Regions from separate parts of the Homo sapiens genome. Here region 2 is linked to region 1. A link is a loop called in an ENCODE intact Hi-C map of the cell type or tissue named here. Cell type or tissue: heart right ventricle. All regions are shown on one strand. Each heading gives the region's core, and the rest is flanking DNA. Links, peaks and the distances in the headings are about the cores only.

What was found. Hi-C counts contacts between places; a loop is a spot of excess contacts. Peaks named below come from ENCODE experiments on the same cell type or tissue, not always from the same donor. Only the 100,000 strongest peaks of a DNase experiment are listed, where the experiment ranks them.
Region 2: a loop joins it to region 1, with 7 times the contacts of the local background. A loop is called at or near these places in 95 of 110 quality-filtered maps.

The regions. Positions count from the first base shown.
Region 1 is chr19:12,841,124-12,852,252 of GRCh38, forward strand. It overlaps MAST1 (microtubule associated serine/threonine kinase 1), which reads left to right. Exons shown (of 26, transcript NM_014975.3): 4 at 2,406-2,484; 5 at 6,167-6,327; 6 at 6,489-6,564; 7 at 6,725-6,934; 8 at 10,811-10,912; 9 at 10,992-11,124. Among named protein-coding and RNA genes, the nearest start is that of MIR6794, 5.6 kb to the right of the region's middle. RefSeq lists a cis regulatory region at 6,388-6,888, a silencer at 6,561-6,740 and enhancers at 6,610-7,433, 11,066-11,129. In heart right ventricle, for the core only: CTCF peaks have their summits at 6,645 (motif pointing left) and 6,847; a DNase peak (open chromatin) is centred at 6,648; H3K4me3 peaks cover 852 bases; H3K27me3 peaks cover 1,858 bases.
Region 2 is chr19:12,769,450-12,777,449 of GRCh38, forward strand. It overlaps HOOK2 (hook microtubule tethering protein 2), which reads right to left and starts at 6,103. Exons shown (of 23, transcript NM_013312.3): 1 at 5,956-6,103; 2 at 5,363-5,448; 3 at 5,220-5,292; 4 at 3,545-3,595; 5 at 3,331-3,463; 6 at 3,164-3,231; 7 at 2,741-2,803; 8 at 1,948-2,028; 9 at 1,710-1,870; 10 at 1,483-1,623; 11 at 432-633. The coding sequence starts at 6,000. RefSeq lists silencers at 305-534, 5,947-6,166, enhancers at 1,493-1,993, 1,994-2,494, 5,025-5,705, 5,706-6,384 and a cis regulatory region at 5,921-6,562. In heart right ventricle, for the core only: CTCF peaks have their summits at 4,267 and 6,280 (motif pointing right); DNase peaks (open chromatin) are centred at 3,143 and 6,242; H3K4me3 peaks cover 1,920 bases; H3K27ac peaks cover 7,122 bases.

The DNA of each region.
Region 1 (11,129 bases), core at 3,130-11,129:
CTGGGCCGCCATCTGTTCTCCTCCTAATTGCACCCGAGCTGGGGCCTGAGGGGACCAGCGAGTGCCCCAAGGTCTCAGCGGGAAGGAGCGCCTAGCCTTCGGGGCGGGGCCTATAAGAAGGCGGGGTCCAATCGCCGATCTGGAACGGGGAAGGCGGTGGGGCTCCCTTTGCGGCAGGTCGAAAGCGCGTGCGCCCTGGGCGCGGGGTCTTAGTCTCTCCGAGCCTTGCTCTCCTGGCCAGGTGTTTCCATAGCAACAGGACGGGGCAGCCAAGATGACGTGCGCAAGCGCAGATTGCGCGATGCCTATCGAGGGACTCTTGGTCCCCGAGGTGGGGGAGGACGACTAGGGCTGTTTCTCAAGGGGAGGAATCTCAGGTTTCTTTCCAAGGGTCTCTTAGGGTTTCTGGGGTGTCCTTAAATGAATTTTCTATGGGCCTTTGGTGAAACTGGGGGAGGCAGAGAGGTTTCTCTGATGTTTTCTGGAGAAACGTTTCTGGGAGTTTGGGCCTGTCTCTTTTTCTTTGAACTCTATTCATTCTAAAAATGGTGTCTAAACACCTGCTATGTTCTTAGGAGCTGGGCGTATGGGGTCAATGACGTCCTGTCTCTACCCTCTGAGTCGAATAGGGCAGGCAGGCCAGAGAATGGGGATCAGTGCAAAGGCTGATGAAGGCTGTGTTGTGAGAGTCAAAGGAGACTGTGAAGACAGACAGCTCCCTTGGGAAAGTGGGGGAACCGCCTATTGACCATGGAATTTAGCTGAGGGCAATAGAGAGCCAGGACAAGGCTCTGGGATAGGGTCTCACATGTTTATCCGCAAGCGGGGAGGACTGAGCGAGGGGACTGCTGGGAGGAAGAAGGAAGGGAGGAGTCCAATAAATGGGGTGTGTGTGTGTCCTTGTAACTGTGCAAAGTGTGCTGGTGTGTGTGTGTGATTGTCACTGTGTGAGGGATTACGTGCCTATGCAATGGCACGAGTCTGCGAATGTGAACGTGTGAACATGTGTCTGTAGGATTGTAAGTGTCTGTGAATATGTGAGAGGAGCAAGTCAGGTATGTCTCCAGGTGAGCGTGCAATCTGTGTGTGGGTGTAAGCGTGTGTGAGTGTGTGGCTGTGAGATAGTAAACACAGAGTCACAGTGTTTACTGTCTCTCTCTCTCTCTCTCTTTTTTTTTTCTTTTCTTGAGACAGAGTCTCGCTCTGTTGCCCAGGCTGGAGTGCAATGGCGGGATCTCGGCTCACTGCAATTTCCGCCTTCTGGGTTCAAGCGATTCTCCTGCCTCAGCTTCCCAAGTAGCTGGGATTACAGGCGCCTGCCACCACGCCCGGCTAATTTTTGTATTTTTAGTAGAGATGGGGTTTCACCAGGTTGGTCATGCTGGTCTCGAACTTCTGACCTCAGGTGATCCACCCGCCTCGGCCTCCCAAAATGCTAGGATTACAGGCATGAGCCACCGCGCCCGTCCAGTTTACTGTCTCACAGCCACACGCTTACACATGCACATGCTAATGTGTGTTGTGCACTCACATGAGCACGCGCCGATGTGTGTCCCTGTGTGTGTGCATCTGCGTGCGAGTGTGAATGAGTGTGTCGCTGTGTGCAAGTTTCAATGTGTGGTAGTGAGCGTGGGTGTCTGGAACGTGCATCTGTGTGAATGTGGAAGTGTGGAGTATGTTTGGGTGAGTCTGTGTGTCCGAGTGTGAGTACTGAGTGGAAGCACATGTGTCTATAGGTGAGTGCATGTCTGGTCTTGCACGCGTGATTGTGCATTAGTGTGTGAGAGTGTGATATTTGGGTCCATGGATGGGATAGTCAATACGTGTGGGTGTCTGTGTTGAGGAGTCATGTGTGAGTGTGTGTCTTCGTGTGTGTGAAGTGTAAATGTGTGCACTGCCAGTATGTGAGCCTGACCTGATAGTCACACCAACATTAATGGATTTGGCTGCAACAGTGACTGTGTCTGTGTGCACGAGAGCATAAGGACACAATATTCTATGTCAGAACATGTTGGGGGGTGGGACGGGTCTTTTTTCTCTGAGAAGATCCAAGGGTCTCCCTCAGAGCTTTCTCATGGAGAGTGTTCACTTGGGGGAAATTTCTAGAATCTCTCTGGAAAGGCTTCACTGGGTGGGGGCTTTTCCAGTTCTCGGTGTCCACTCTGAATGATAAGAGAGGGGACCGTGGGGAGGAGAGTGGAGACGGATCCTCCCTCCAATTCCCGGTGCCTGCCTGGAAGAGTCCCTCTTTATCCCCTTGATTCTGAGGGCCTTGAGGAATCTTAGAGTGCAGATATATTCCCCCAACCCCCACCCTGGCCCTGGCCAGTGGCTTCACCCACACCCTGAGGAGTTGGGGGACCGCTGGGGCCTTGTGGCCTCTGAGCACCTTGGCTGGGTTCCAGGGCGGACGGACGCCGGTGGTCTCTGGCCTCGCTCCCTTCATCTGGCTATGGCACCAACACGCCCAGTTCCACCGTCTCGGTGAGTGTGGAAAGTAGGTGGGTGGGCCGGTGGGTAAGGAATTCAGGGGCCCTCCAGCCTGAAGACCCACACCCAGGCCAGCAGTCCAGGCTGGGCTTGATGACAGTTTAGGGCCAGGCTCAGTGACTCAAGCCTGTAATCCCAGTACTTTGGGAGGCCAAGACAGAAGGATTGCTTGAGCCTAGGAGTTCAAGACCAGTCTGGGCAACATAGGGAGACCCTTGTCCCTACAAAAAATTAAAAATTATCTGGGCGTGGTGGTGCACACCTGTGGTCCCCACTATTTGGGAGGCTGAGACGGGAGGATCGCTGGAGTCTGGGAGGTATAGGCTACAGTTGAGCTGAGATCGCACTGCAGCATTCCAGTCTGGATGACAGAGTGAGACCCTGTCTCAAAAGAAAAAAGCAAAAAAAGACAGTTTGGGTTTCCCCATTCTTCAAAGGTGTTCACTTGTCCATCTATTAAAGAGTTATGGGTCCGCCCCACTCAGAGCCCAATGCTCTGCCCTCAACACATTTCTGGGAGGGTCCTTCCTACTCATTTCTGACTCACTCATTTACAGCTGGTGACATAAGGCTCTGTGAGTTAAGCCATTTACTCTGATATCAGCAGCTGGGCTGGGCCAGGCCACAGCTTTCACCCAGAGCCCACTTGCTCACCCCTTGGAACACCCAAAGTCCCTTCATCTGCTCCCTTTTCTATCCATGCCCATAGTTCCCTTATCCAGCCATTGGCATGATGTTCAGCAGACATTTGTCATGAGATTGTCATGTGGTAGGCGGGTTCTGCAAGCTGGGCCAGAGTGTAAATATTCACGCAGCCCTCATGGGGGAAGACAAGCCAGTAAGAAGGCATTCACAAAATAGAATGGTCAGAACTTTGATGCAAGTAGCACAAGGTGAGGTGATAGGGGAGAGGCATGTGACTCAGATTGGGGGGTTGTCAAGGAAGGCTTCCTGGAGGAGGTGACATTGAAACCAAGACAACAGACCAGCAGGAGTTTGGCAGATGGAAGAGAAGGGAGAAGAGTGTTCCAGGAAGGGGAAGAGCATGTGCAAACCTCTAGAGGCCACAGAACTTGCAGCATTTGAAAAGTTGAAAGTAGCTTTGTGGGGCTGAAAATTTGGGATGCGGGGGAGGAATAGAGATGATGCAGGCAGTGACCTTGATCAGGCTGGAACCTTGTCAGCCAGGGCAGCAAGGGAGATTTTATTCTAAATCCAGTGGGGAAGCCATGGAATGGTTTTATTTCTTTATATTAAATTGTACTAAAATTTCAGTTTGAACCATTTGAAATTGTGATTATGTAGGCTATAGATAATGCACACTAATTAAAAAAATAAAAGAGATGGATGGGGTGGGGAATTTTAACCAGAGGAGTGAGCAATGTGATGTTTAAAAATATCATTCTGGCCGGGCGCGGTGGCTCATGCCTATAATCCTAGCATTTTGGGAGGCTGAAGCGGGTGGATCATTTGAGGTCAGGAGTTCGAGACCAGCCTGGCCAACATGGTGAAACCCTGTCTCTAGTAAAAATACAAAAATGAGCCAGGCGTGGTCATGGATGCCTGTAATCCCAGCTACTCAGGAGGCTGAGGCAGGGAGAATTGCTTGAACCTGAGAACTGGAGGTTGCAGTGAGCCAAGACTGCACCACTGCACTCCAGCCTGGGTGAAAGCTATATGACCAGGCATGGTGGCTCACACCTGTATTCCCAACACTACGGGAGGTTGAGGTGGGAGGATTGCTTGAGCCCAGGAGTTTGAGACCAACCTGAGCAACGTGATGAAACCCTGTTTCTACAAAAAAAAAAAAAAAAAAAAAAATTAGCCAGGTGTGATGGCTTGTGCCTGAAGTCCCAGCTACTCAGGAGGCTGAGATGGAAAGATTGCTCGAGCCCAGGAGGTGGGGGTTGCAGTGAGTGGAGGTCGAGCCACTGCACTCCAGCCTGGGGGAGAGAGAAACACCCTGTCTCGAAATAAAAAAAAATAAAATAAAGCAAGAGGAGAGCCAGGCATAGTGGCTCATGCCTGTGACCCAGCAATTTTTTTTTTTTTTTTTTTTTGAGATGGAGTCTCACTCTGTCGCCCAGGCCTGGAGTGCAATGGCACCGTGCCGGCTCACTGCAACCTCCATCTCCTGGGTTCAAGCAATTCTCCTGCCTCAGCCTCCCGAGTAGCTGGGATTACAGGTGCCCACCACCATGCCTGGCTAATTTTTTTATATTTTTAGTAGAGACGGGGTTTCACCCTGTTGGCCAGGCTGGTCTAGAACTCCTGACCTCAGTTTTTCTGCCCGCCTCAGCCTCCCAAAGTGCTGGGATTACAGGCGTGAGCCACCGAGCCCTGCCCTCAGTCCCAGAACTTTGAGAGGCCAAAGTGGGAGTATTGCTTGAAGCCAGGAGTTGGAAGCCAGCCTGGGCAACATAGAGAGACCCTGTCTCTGCAAAAAAGAATTAGCCAAGCATGGTGTAGTCCCAGCTACACAGAAGGCAGAGGGGGGAAGATTACTTTAGCCCAGGAGTTCAAGGCTTCCGTGAGCCATGATTGTACTACATCCCTCTAGCCTGGGTGACACAAGGAGACCGTGTCTCTCTCTCTTTTTAACTTTAAATAATTTTAATAAATAGAGACACAGTTTCACTATGTTGCCCAGGCTGGTCTCAAACTCCTGGGCTCAAATGATCCTCCCGCCTTCGCCTCCCAAAGTGCTGAGATTACAGGTGTGAGTCACCATATTCAGTGGAGACCCTTCTCTAAAATAATAATGATAATAAAGCAAGAGGAAACAAGATAGAGTAGGGATAGGGAATAATGGGTGTGTATTCAGAGGAGGTCTTCCCGAGGGGTGACATTGAAGCAAAAATTTGAAGGATGAGAAGGAGGGATCCATAGTAGATGTGTTCCAAGCAGAAAGAATAGCTAATGCAAAGGCCCTGAGGAAGGAGCTTGCCTGGCTTGTCCAAGGACCATCAAGGAGGCCACTAGGCTGGGTGCGGTGGCTTGTGCCTGTAATCTCAGCACTTTGGGAGGCAGAGGCAGGTGGATCACCTGATGTCAGGAGTTCAAGACCAGCCTGGCCAACATGGTAAAACACTGTCTCTACTAAAAATACAAAAAATTAGCCAGGCGTGGTGACAGGCACCTGTAATCCCAGCTACTTAGGAGGCTGAGTCAGGAGAATCGCTTGAACGCGGGAGGCGGAGGTTGCAGTGAGCTGAGATCACACTCCAAACTAGGCAACAAGAACGAAACTCCATCTCAAAAAAAAAAAAAAAAAAAAAAAAGAAGGCCACTGTAGCTGGAGCAGAGGAAGTAAGCAGGAGAGTGAGAAAAATCCACGGCAGGGACCCAGGGCAGGATGAGGCAGGACCTTGTATAACTGGGGAAGGACTTGGGTGTTCACCCTGAGTAAGGTGGGAGCCACCAAGGGTTCTGAACAGAGGAGGCTCATGACTTGACCCAAGCTTTAACAGACTCACTGTCTCCACCCCTGTCTGTCCCTGTCCACCTGTCTGTGGCCAAGAGTCCCAGCCAAGATCCTAGGATCCAAGGATCGTAAATCAGGTCCTGATCCTGGCCTTGCCCAGTGACCCCATCGGCTTTGGGAGTCCCAGCTCAGGGTCCTGAGCTGTTGGGGGGCCCATGGTGGCTCTGACCCCGGCCCTGCCCCTGTCCCCAGTCCTCCTGCTCCTCCCAGGAGCGCCTTCACCAGCTGCCCTACCAGCCCACGGTGGACGAGCTCCACTTCCTCTCCAAACACTTCGGGAGCACCGAGAGCATCACAGACGAGGATGGTGGCCGTCGCTCCCCAGCCGTGCGGCCCCGCTCACGGAGCCTCAGGTGGGCAGGCATCCCTCCTCCTTCGTACCAAGCTAGTGGTCTTAGGACTTGTGCTTAGAGAGACCCCTGTCCCCGCGAATAAAAGGGTTACATCTTGGGGCGGGGGCTCTCTGCGGGCTTGGAGGCAGAGGACTCGACAAAATGGGCTTCTCTCCCCGCAGCCCCGGGCGCTCCCCCTCCTCCTACGACAACGAGATCGTGATGATGAATCACGTCTACAAGGAGAGGTTCCCGAAGGTGAGGTGGGACCCGAGGCGGTCACGGGGTGACCAGGCGGCCTGCACTCTCGCTCGCCTTATCCCCGCGCGCCCCCTGGCGGCCTCGGTGCGCAGCGCAGGCTCCTGGCGGCCGCAGCCTTCGGGCACAGCCCCGCGCCCCTCCTCCGTCCCTCCCGCAGGCCACTGCGCAGATGGAGGAGAAGCTGCGCGACTTTACCCGCGCCTACGAACCCGACAGCGTTCTGCCTCTGGCCGATGGCGTGCTCAGCTTCATCCACCACCAGATCATCGAGCTGGCCCGGGACTGCCTGACCAAGTCCCGTGACGGCCTCATCACCACGGTCTACTTCTATGAATTGCAGGAGAACCTGGAGAAGCTCCTTCAAGACGTGAGTGCACGCGGAGGCCGGGCTGATCTCAGGCTCAGCACCGCCAGATTGTGCCCAATGCACCCCTTTCTTCACCCCACATACATTCAGGGAGCTCCTACCACGTTCCAGGCACTGGCGTGGAGCTGAGGACTCAGGGGTGGAAGTGGTCCCTTCCCTAGGTCTGACCGACTGAAGAGGCAGGAATTTCACCTCGCTCATTTCCCTTAGGTCTTTACTCAAATGTCACCTTTTCAGGTGGCTTCTTAGGCGGTCCCCAGTCATTTAAAATATTAAACTCGGCCGGGCTCGGTGGCTCAGGCCTGTAATCCCAGCACTTTGGGAGGCCGAGGGGGGCGGATCACGAGGTCAAGAGATCGAGACCATCCTGGCTAACACGGTGACACCCCGTCTCTACTAAAAACACACACACACACAAAATTAGCCGGGCGTGGTGGCGGACGCCTGTAGTCCCAGCTACTCGGGAGGCTGAGGCAGGAGAATGGCGTAAACCCGGGAGGCGGAGCTTGCAGTGAGCCGAGATTGCGCCGCTGTACTCCAGCCTGGGCGACAGAGCGAGACTCCGTCTCAAAAAATAATAATAGTAAATAAAATAAAATAAAATAAAATATTAAACTTAGCCGGGTGCGGTGGCTCAGGCCTGTAATCCCAGCACTCTGGGAGGCTGAGGCAAGTGGATCACCTGAGGTCAGGAGTTCGAGACCAGCCTGGCCAACATGGCGAAACCCCGTCTCTACTAAAAATACAAAAATTAGCTGGGCGTGGTGGTGGGCGCCTGTAATCCCAACTACTTGGGAGGCAGAGGCGGGAGAATCGCTTGAACCTGGGAGTCGGAGGTTGCGGTGAGCCGAGATCACACCATTGCACTCCAGTCTGAGCAACAAGAGTGAAACTCTGTCTCAAAAATAAATAAATAAATGAAATAAAATAAAATATTAAACTCTACTCACATTTATCACCCACTTTCTCCTCAGTTTCTCCTTGACACTCAGCACCATCCATCATACTGTGTATTTTTGCTTATTTTATTTCATGTCTATCCTTCTCCAATGTCAGCCCCATAGTTGGTGAGGGTGGGGGGGTGGAGTTGTCTGTTCTGTCCACTGCTGTGTCCCTGCTGTTTGGAACAATACCCAGCACACAGTAGGTACTCAATAAATGTTGGGTAAATTGATGCTTGAATGTCCCTTTGCAGTGGCATGCACCTGTAGTCCCAGCTAGCTACTTAGGAGGCTGAGATGGGAGGATTGCTTGAGGTCAGGAGCTTGAGACCAGCTTGGGCAACATAGCAGGACCCCATCTCTAAAACAATTTAAAAAATTTAAGCCAGGCGAGGTTGCTCACGCCTTTAATCCCAGCACTTTGGGAGGCTGAGGCGAGCAGATCACGAGGTCAGGAGTTTGAAACCAGCCTGGCCAATAAGGTGAAACTCTGTCTTTACTAAAAATACAAAAAAGTTAGCCGGGCTTGGTGGCACGTGCCTGTAATCCCAGCTACTCAGGAGGCTGAAGCAGGAGAATCGCTTGAATCCGGGAGGCAGTGGTTGCAGTGAGCCGAGGTTGCGCCACTGCACTCCAGCCTGGGCAACAGAGTGAGATTCTGTCTCAAAAAAAATAAAAATAAAAATAAAAATAATTAGCTAGGTGTAGTGGCACACACCTGCTGTCCCAGCTACTTGAGAGGCTGAGGCAGGAGGATCACTTGATCATTCATTAATTCCACCAATATTTATTTATTTATTTATTTTATTTTTTTTGGAGACAGAGTCTCACTCTATCCCACTGGGCTGGAGTGCAGTGGTGCGATTTTGGCTCACTGCAACCTCCACCTCTCAGGTTCAAGCCATTCTCCTGCCTCAGCCTCCCGAGTAGCTGGGATCACAGGCACCCACCACCATGCCTGGCTAATTTTTGTATTTTTAGTCGAGGCAGGGTTTCACCATGTTGGCCAGGCTGGTCTCTAACTCCTGACCTTAGGTGATCCACCTGCCTCTGCCTCCCAAAGTGCTGGGATTACAGGTGTGAGCCACCATGCCTGGCCCCCACCAATATTTATTAAGCACCTACTATGGGCCTGGCACTAGCCTAAAAGCTGGGAAATCAACTGGAAATAAAACAAAAATTCTTGTCTTTGGAGAGCTGACATTCTATTAATAGCAGGAAGAGACAGAAGATAAACAATAGGCGTTAGAAGCTAACCCCTGTAATCCCAGCACTTTGGGGAGCTGAGACAGGAGGCTTTCTGGAGCCCAGGAGTTGCAGACCAGCCTGGGTAACATAGCGAGACCCTGTCTCTACAGTAAAACAAGTCAAACAAACAAAGACCCAATAGGTATTAGGGCTGAGACCAGGACCAGGGTAAAGCAAGTAATTATTTCTTCCCCCAGAACATTAAATTAATTTTTGAAAAACTTGAAAAGTAGATAAATGAAAACCCAACATTATTTTAAGTTTACATATTTTATTTATAACCAAGCCAGAATGTGTTATAATTTTACTGTCCTGGTTTTAATGAAAGCAAACTCATCAATAATACTATTTTCATTGAAACCATTAGACATTTTCAAAGACACATTAAAACACATATAGGTTGGTGCATACTTTTTTTTGGCTCAAGTTACAATATGGCTAGGCACAGCCTGTTGGATTCTGTCTTTATTTAATTTTCTTTTTCTTTTTCTTTTTCATTTGAGATGGAGGACTCTCTATGTTGCCCAGGGTGGTCTTGAACTCCTGGGCTCAAGCAATCCTCCTGCCTCAGCCTCCTGAGTAGCTGGGATTATAGGCATGTACCACCACATCTGGCTTAAATTTTGATATTTTGGCTTATGATAGATTTTTGGCATTAATTTTAGGCTTTTCAAGTATTGCAATAAGATATTAGTTTTTTCTTTTCTTTTTTTTTTTTTTTGAGACAGTCTCACTCTGCTACCCAGGCTGGAGTGTAGTGATGTGATCTCGGCTCACTGCAACCTCCACCTCCCTGGTTCAAGCGATTCTCTTGCCTCAGCCTCCCAAGTAGCTGGCATTACAAGTGTGTGGCACTATACCCAGCTAATTTTTGTACTTCCAGTAGAGATGGGGTTTTGCCATGTTGGGCAGGCTGGTCTCAAACCCCTGACCTCAAGTAATTCACCCTCCTCTGCCTCCCAAAATGCTGGGATTACAGGCGTGAGCCACTGTGCCCGGCCTCTTTTTCTTTTCTTTTTTTCTTTTTTTTTTTTTGAGACAGGGTCTCTCTCTCTGTCACCCAGGCAGGAGTGCAGTGGTATAATCAGCTCACTGCAGCCTTAGCCCCCTGGGCTCAAGTAATTCTCCCACTTCAGCCTCCCAGGTAGCTAGGACTACAGGCACACACTACCACACCTGGCTAATTTTATTATTTGTAGAGACAGGGTCTCGCTATGGTTTTGTTGTTTGTTTGTTTGTTTGTCATTGCTTTTGTTTTGAGACAGAGTCTCGCTGTGTCACCCAGGCTGGAGTGCAGTGGTGTGATCTTGGCTCACTGCAACTTCTGCCTCCCAGGTTCAAGGGATTCTCCTGCTTCAGCCTCCCAAGTAGCTGGGATTACAGGCACCTGCCACCACGCCTGGCTCATTTTGCGTTTTTAGTGGAGATGGGGTTTCACCATGTTGGCCAGGCTGGTTTCAAACTTTTGACCTCAAGTGATCCACCCACCTCAGCCTCCCAAAGTGCTGGGATTACAGGCATGAGCCACCGTGCCCAGCCTCATTATTTTTACTGTGTGGCTTGGGCTTCAGTCTCCTCACCTGTAAGATGGGACAGTAGCAGCAGTATGTACTCTGAGGGGCTGAGAGAGGGGCCGGGCTGAGGCAGAGTGCCTATGAGCCCTGTCCCTCTGTGTCCCCTGCCACAGGCCTATGAACGCTCTGAGAGCTTGGAGGTGGCCTTCGTTACTCAGCTGGTGAAGAAGTTGCTTATTATCATCTCACGCCCTGCGAGGCTGCTGGAGTGCCTGGTGAGGGGGCTGGGCATGGGTAGGGGTGGGTTGGTAGACCCTGGGAGCCTGTGGTGAGCCCACTCCTGCCCTGCCTCAGGAATTCAACCCCGAGGAGTTCTACCACCTGCTGGAGGCGGCCGAAGGACACGCCAAGGAGGGCCACCTTGTGAAGACGGACATCCCCCGCTACATCATCCGCCAGCTGGGCCTCACCCGTGACCCCTTTCCAGGTGCC
Region 2 (8,000 bases), core at 1-8,000, 75 kb before region 1:
TCTCACCCTGTCACCCAGGCTGGAATGCAGTGATGCAGCCACAGCTCACTACAACCTCGAAATCCTGGGCTCAAGTGATCCTCCCGGCTCAGCCTCCCAAAGCGCTGGGATACCAGGCCTGGCCTTTATGCATTTTAGGATATTTTCAATTTACCACGAGTTTTGTTACATGGTTAGGTAGCCCCAAGGAAATCAAGCAGCATGGTGAAGCGGCGGGCATCAAAGAATTTAGAGGAGCGGTACTTAAGGGAAGGGAAAGGCTGGGCTTACTAACCCAGACAGAAGAGCAGCGTGGGTGGAGGGAAGAGGCCCGGAGAGCGTGGCCTACGTACAAATAAGGGAGGGGATCAGGGGTGGGCGGAGGGCTGGCCAACGGTGAGAGACTTGCTGCCAGGGGCGGGGCCCCGGCCCTAACCCCGCCCCCGCCGCACCTGCCGCCGCTGCGCCTCCAGCTGGGCGCGCAGGGAGCCCGCTCGGCGTAGCTCATCCTCCAGTTGTCGCGTGCGCTCGGCGTGGCCGGCGTTGCGTTCCTCCAGCTGCCGCACCTGCCGCCGCAGCTCCCTCAGCTCGCCCAAGCGGCGCCGGCAACTGGTCAGCGTGGCCTCCAGCTGCCCAGCACGCTCCGAAGACTGCCTAGGGGAGTGGGAGGGAAGGGGGAGGGCTGAGAGCTCTGATCAGGGGTCAGCTGGGATGTGGAGTGGCCCTTGGAGCACAGGGTGTTGTTCAGCCTGAGGCTTTTGGGTTCAAGGTGAAGGGGTCATGAAAGTTGAGGGTTAGGGGTCAATCAGGGCCTGGAGCTGTTGAGAGTCATTACAGCAATGGTTAGCCCAGGGTTATAATCAGGTATCCCCTGGGGTGGAATTGTGGGGACACAGAGGGTGGGGTTATAGGGGGAGTGATGGGGAGCCTAGAGAGGTCTGAGCATCTGCCAAGGATACCTTGGAGTCATTGGGGGAGGTATGGGACAAGAGGACTGCGGGGTCCTTAGAAGTGCAATTGGGGGGTGCACTAGTACCTTCGCATTACAGAGATGCTATAGGGGCCCAGTGGAGCCCTTTGTGGTTACAGAAGGCACAGTAGAGTCAAAAGGGGGTGCAAAGTAATTGCATTGTGGAGTCCTAGAAGGTACCATGGGATCCAGGGGCATTATGAAGCCCAAACTGTGCAGTGGGATCTGCAGAGCATTGTAGGGGAGGTTCTTGTGTTTTGGGGGGCCACAGGGATGCTATGGGGTCTTGGAAGCATACTGTGGGATAAGGGGGGGGCAGTGTGGGGTCCAGGGGATATGGTGGAATTCAGGATAGTGCAATGTGGCCTTGGGCGTTCTGTAGGGCTCAGGGTGGCACTGTGGAGTCCAGGGGGCATATTGGGGGTTCACTGGGCACATGAAAATTACAGAGCTGCTATGGCATCAGAGGGGAACTCTGGAAACAGGTTTACCCCCCGCCCCCCGTGATGGGGACCCAGGAACCCACCACTCACCGTAGTTCATCCATCTCATCCTTCAGGGCCTGTGCCTCCTGGGCCAGGCTAGTCAGCGCCTGGTTCCGGTGCTGCAGCTCCGCAACCTCCCTCTCCAGCTCGGCACAGCGCAGGCGCTCATCCTCCCTGCCACTCTCCAGCCTGGGGGTGTTGGGGGAAGAGCACATGAGGGGGCTGCCCTCCCCCGGTCCCCTGGCTTGCCTGGCCCAGTCCCCAGCTGACCACACCTGAAGTTCTCCTCCTGCAACTGCTCCAGCTGGGATTGCAGCAGCAGCAGCTTCTTGGCAGTGAGACCTGGGGTACCCTCGCCTTCAGGCCGGCCCATCCGCTCCCGCAGCCCTGCATTCTCTTGCGCCAGGCTCTGCTTCTCCTCTGACAGGAGCATCAGCTGCGGGCAGGGCAGAAAGATGAGCTTGGGCTTGGAGAGGGGCTACTCAAGTGACCCTGCCCCACCTAGGGCCCTACCTGCCGCTCCAGATCCAGACAGCGCTGCTGTAATTCGTCCCCCTCCTCAGCCTCCTCACTTAGGAAATAGTACCTGCGGGACTGCAGAGATGAGGGGGAAGAGGAACTCAGGGATTCAGGAGAAGGACGGGGGGAGGGAGGCTGAGATCTCTAGAGGCCAAATGGAGGGGGCCAAGAAACCCTCAGGATTGAAAAGAGGGCTGGCGCCGGGTGCAGTGGCTCGCGCCTATAATCCCAGCACTTTGGGAGGCTGAGGCGGGTGGGTTACCTGAGATCAGGAGTTCCAGACCAGCCTGCCCAACGTGGCGAACCCCTTCTCTACTAAAAACACAAAAATTAGCCGGGTGTGGTGGCGTGTGCCTGTAGTCCTGGCTACTCGGGAGGCTGAGGCAGGAGAATCGCTTGAACCCGGGAGGCGGAGGTTGCAGTGAGCCGAGATCGTGCCACTGCACTCCAGCCTGGGTGACAGAGTGAGACTCCATCTCAAAAAAAAAAAAAAAAAAGAAAAAGAAAAGAAAAGAAAACAGGGCTGGGGTTGGAGACTGAAGGAAGAGCGATTCCAGAACACTGGAGACCTGGTACAGGAAGTGGCTAGCACCCTGGAAGATGGGCGTGGCTTACAGGCTTAAGGACAAGCCCCTCCCCCTTAGGCTACCCTGAGCATCTGTAAGTGGGGTCTGGACCTTTAACAAGGTTAAGTCACAAGGTTAATCACAGCAAACTTATCCCCAACTCCCGGCCTTTGGATTTGCTGATCCCTGTGCCTGGAACACCTTTCCCCCAAATCTCTTACCTGGCTGTCAAAGTTGCCATACGTCTCTGGTGACAGGGAGTCAGGAGTGTCTTTGGTCATGAGCTGAGGAGTGGGAAGGGGCATTGTAATGAACTGGATATCTGAGGCCAGCCTTCAAAGTATCTACTATCCAACCTGAGAACCTCTCCATCCTCCCGTCAAGGCCAGTTCTGCCCAATAACCCCAGCCCAGAGGCTGCCCTCCTGCCTCCAACACAGAGGGAAGCCAGATCCCTTGAGCCTGCTAGATTGCGACTTAGAGCTGGGAGGAGCTGGCAGACACATGAGACAGAGATGTCTGGCCAGCTGAGTTCCAGGCAGAGTCCAGACCTTACCAGGGCAGGACCTGTGCCCAGTTCTCTCTGCCCTAGAGATGTCCCCTCTCCTGACATTTTCCAATTGCACACTGAGTGCCCCCACCCACCTCTTGGATGGCTTCCATCACCACATGCTGAACCGATTCTTCCAGCGTCATGATTCTCTGGATGTGGTCTGGGGATCAAGGTGGGGGAGGCTGAGACCCAGGGGTGAGGTGGGGAGGAAGGAGGATTTCCTCAGGCCAGCCCTGGGGACCCCCTAAGCTCCCCATACCCTGCTTTTTCTCGCAACTGATGGCACAGCCCAGCACCAGCTGAAGCAGCTTGCCGAGCTCTGCCGGGTCTGAGAACTCTCCAATGAGGCTCACATCTGGGAGATGCTCTTCTGACACAGGATGCGCCAGGACCTGGGGAGAAGGGGGTGTCAGGGGCTCATGGGCCCACCCTTCTCCCAACTCAACCCCCTGAATCCCTTTACAGTTACTCACATCCTGGGAGTACTCTACTAGGCTCCGTAAGACCATCTTCAGATTGCTGACCTAGGGAGGAACAAGGAACTGTGGACAAGTTCAGAGGCCTCCCACTCTGAATCTGTAGGTCCCATCCTCTCTCCACCTCACTTCTCCTTCCCTGCTCATCTCATCCTATTCTGTCTGCGTGCGCCTTCCTCTAGGGGTGACCTGTCTGGCTGTCTGCCCCTTTTGTCTGCCTGACCATCTTTGTTTCTTTTTTTTTTTTTTTTTTTTTTTGCTTTAGCTTTTTAAGACAGGGTCTGGCTCTGTCACCCAGGCTGGAGTGCAGTGGTGCAATCTTGGCTCACTGCAGCCTCGACCTCCTGGGGTCAAGCAATCCTCCTATCTCTGCCTCCCAGTAGCTGGGACTACAGGCATATGCCACCACAATCGACTACTTTTTTTTATTTGTAGAGAGGAGGTTTTGCTATGTAGCCCAGGCTGGTCTCAAGCTCCTGAGCTCAAGCAATCCTCCCACCTCAGCCTCTAAAATTGCTGGGATTACAGGCATGAGCCACTGTGCCCGGCCTGCCTGACCATCTTCCTTCATATGTCTCCAGAACCAAGTCACTTCTCACCACCTGCCCCACCATCCTTCAGCCCTACCCATCCATCTTTACCTCTCACCTGGATTAGTGCACCAGCTGCCTCTCCTCTTCCACTTTTGCTGCCTACATTTTATTTCTCTCCATGCAGCCAGGGGGAGCTTTATAAAGCCCAAGCCAGGTTGCATCTTTGCTCTGCTAAAACCCTGCCTTGACTTTCCACAGCACTTAAAAATAGAATCCACACCCCCACCATGGCCTGCCAGGCCCCTGATGACCTCATCTCCTACAAATCTTGCCCTCTTGCTCTGTTCTGCCCTCTCTGCCATTCCTCCATCACACCAAGTTTATTCCCAAATCACGGCCTTTACATCTGCTATTCCCTATGCCTGGAACACCGTTCCCCCAAATTTCACTTGGAGATTAACCCATCTGATGTAATCAGCCACCTATGCCCTCATTGCTCTCTCTCAAAGCCCTGCTTTTTTGTTGTCTTCACAGAACTACTGGCATCAAAAGTTTTTTCTTTTTCTTTTTCTTTTTCTTTTTTTCTTCTTCTTGAGACAAGAGTCTCGCTCTGTTGCCCAGGCTGGAGTGCAATGGCTCAATCTCAGCTCACTGCATCCTCCACCTCCCAGGTTCAAGTGATTCTCATGTCTCAGCCTCCCAAGTAACTGGGATTACAGGTGCACACCACCCCACCCAGCTAATTTTTGTATTTTTAGTAGAGATGGGGTTTCAACTTGTTGGCCAGGCTGGTCTTGAACTCCTGGCCCCAGGTGATCCACCCACTTTAGCCTCTCAAAGTGTTGGGATTACAGGCATGAGCCACTGCGCCCAGCCTGGAAGTTAATTTTTATGGTTGTGTATGTGTTGCTTGTCACTAGAATGATGGCTGTGTGGGGCAGGTTTTTGTCTGTGTTATTCCTTGCTGAATGCCCAGGCCTGGCACAGGGTGAGTACTCCATAGATGAATGGATGAACAAATGGTTGATCACCAGACATCTGTCCCTCTTCCTGCCCATCACCCAGGACATGTGCCTAGCTGGCCCGTCCCTGGTCATCTCTTCACCAGTCTGTCCTCTAATCAGGAGTCCACTTGTCACCTTCAGCTTCCAGTTGGGACCTGGATCTTCCGAGATGCCCTGGAGCCATGCCTCGTTGAACCAGGAGGGGTCTCTGGGGGCGAGAAGGTGGGATGAGCAGACTGGGGGACACTTTTGGGATCCTCCCCTTCAGCTCCACTCACATCTGGTTCAGCACATAGGCTACGGCAAGGCCGCTGCTCAGGTCCTGAGGGCTGGCACAGGGAGACGGAACGTGGAACGTCTGTAACTGAGGGGTAAAGGAAAGGACAAGGAAAGAGTTAGGGCCTGGGAGCGCCGAACCGCTCCCCTTTTGCAGACTTTTCCAGTCAGCGAACCTCACATGGTGGGGCGGGCGCTGCTCCGCCACAGCAGCTCTGCGAGGGACTGGCTTCTGCTCACCTGAGACCGGAGGGGGCGTGGCCTCACCTCACCTCTGCCCAACAAACCCTGCGCGTCCAGGCCAGGGTGGTATCGCGAGTCACCTGGGCCCCACAGGCACCACGTGACCAGGCCAATTCACCTGTGTCCTCGCCCCACGTGAACCAACCACAGAGGGGCGGGGCCTCACCTGTCCTTTCCACGCAGACTTGCCACGTGACGGGGGCGGGTGCTCGGGCCAGAGTCCAACGGTCCAGCAAGTCGACGACCCCGCACCTCCCAGCCCCAGCACCAAGAGACTGACCGAACCAGGGCCAGGGATCCCGGGCAAGAGGAGCGGGCGCTCACCTTCCCCTAGCCCCGCCCCACGACCTACCCAGGTGAGCAGAGACCCGCATAGCTCAGCTTTGTCCACGCTCATGGCTCCCGATCGGATTCAATCCAGGCCACGGAGCCCCGGCGCCGCAGCAGCCTCCGGGTCCGCCACCAGCGAGCGCCCGCAGCCCCGACCTCCCGCTCGGCCTAGAGCGCCGCCCCGCCCCGCCCCCCTAGGCGCAGGCCCCGCCCCGCCCCCAAGCCCAGGCTCCGCCTCGGAACGTAATCTCCTCCCTACGCCCGCTCTTGCCTCCAGCCCCGCCATCTTGGATCCGGGCACCGTTCGGGCGCCCGCCCTGCCGCTAGGGGTCAGCCTGGCCCAGCCTTGTGCATCCGAGGGTGGTCCCACCTCCCATCCTCGCCCTGGCCCTTTTTGGGGTGGGAGGTCCTCAAGATCCTTTTGAGACGGAGGTGCTCCACCCTGTTACACAAGCGCATTCACGTCTTTTCCCTGCAACTTAAGTAAATTCTTTTTTTTTTTTTTTTTTTTTTTGAGACGGAGTCTCGCTGTCGCCCAGGCTGGAGTGCAGTGGCGCAATCTCGGCTCACTGCAGGCTCCGCCCCCTGGGGTTCACGCCATTCTCCTGCCTCAGCCTCCCGAGTAGCTGGGACTACAGGCGCCCGCCACCTCGCCCGGCTAATTTTTTGTATTTTTAGTAGAGACGGGGTTTCACCGTGTTAGCCAGGATGGTCTCGATCTCCTGACCTCGTGATCCGCCCGCCTCGGCCTCCCAAAGTGCTGGGATTACAGGCGTGAGCCACCGCGCCCGGCCTTAAGTAAATTCTTGTGTCTAACCACTTTATAATCGGAGCCGTTGTGCGGGGAGGGGCGAGCCCTGGCACTTTCTATGGACTGGGAGAGGGGATGCTAAAGGGGTTTTCCCGCCGGACGCGGTGGCTCTCGACTGTAATCCCAGTATTTTGGGAGGCCTAGGAGGGAGAATTAATTTGGATAGAAGTTGGAGACCAGCCTCTCTTCAAAAAATTTAAAAATTACCCAGGTAGCGGTGGCTCACGCCTGTAATCCCAGCACTTTGGGAGGCCGAGGCGGGCGGATCACGAGGTCAGGTGTTCGAGACCAGCCTGGCCAACATGGTGAAACCCCGTCTCTACTAAAAATACTAAAAATTAGCTGGGCGTGGTGGCGCACGCCTGATTTCAGCTACTCGGGAGGCTGAGGCAGGAGAATCGCTTGAACCCTGGAGGCGGAGGTTGCAGTCAGCCGAGATCGTACCACTGCACTCCAGGGGGCAACAGTGCAAGACTCCTCAAAAAAAAAAAAAAAAAAATTAGCCAGACATGTTGGCGTGTTTCTGTGGTCCTAGCTCCTAGCTCTACAGAGGCTGAGGTGGGAGGATAGCTTGAGCCCAGGAGGTCGAGACTGCAGTGAGCCGTGATAGGGCCACTACACTCCAGTCTGGGTGACAGAGCAAGACTCTGTCTCAAAAAAAAACAGTAAAAATTTAAAAATAGGGCCGGGCGCGGCGGCTCACGTCTGTATCCCAGCACTTTGGGAGGCCTAGGCAGGCGGATCACGAGGTCAGGAGATCGAGACCATCCTGGCTAACACGGTGAAACCCCTTCTCTACTAAAAATACAAAAAATTAGCCGGGCATGGTGGCACGCGCCTGTAGTCCCAGCTACTCGGGAGGTTGAGGCAGGAGAATAGCTTGAACCCAAGAGGCGGAGGTTGCAGTGAGCCGAGATCGCGCCACTGCACTCCAGCCTGGGCGACAGAGTGAGACTGTCTCAAAAAAAATAAATAAAATAAAATAAAATAAAATAAAATGCCTGGCGCGATGGTTCACATCTGTAATCCCAGCACTTTGGGAGGTCGAGGAGGGAGGACTGCTTGAACCCAGGAGTTCGAGAACAGCCCTGGCAACACAGCGAGACTCCGTCTCTACAAAAATAAAATAAAAAATAAAAGTAGCTGGGCGTGGTGGCACGCGCCTATTCCCAGCTACTCCAGAGGCTGAGGTGGGAGGATCGCTTGAGTCCGGGAGGTCAACGCTGCAGTGAGCCGTGGTCGCGCCACTGCACTCC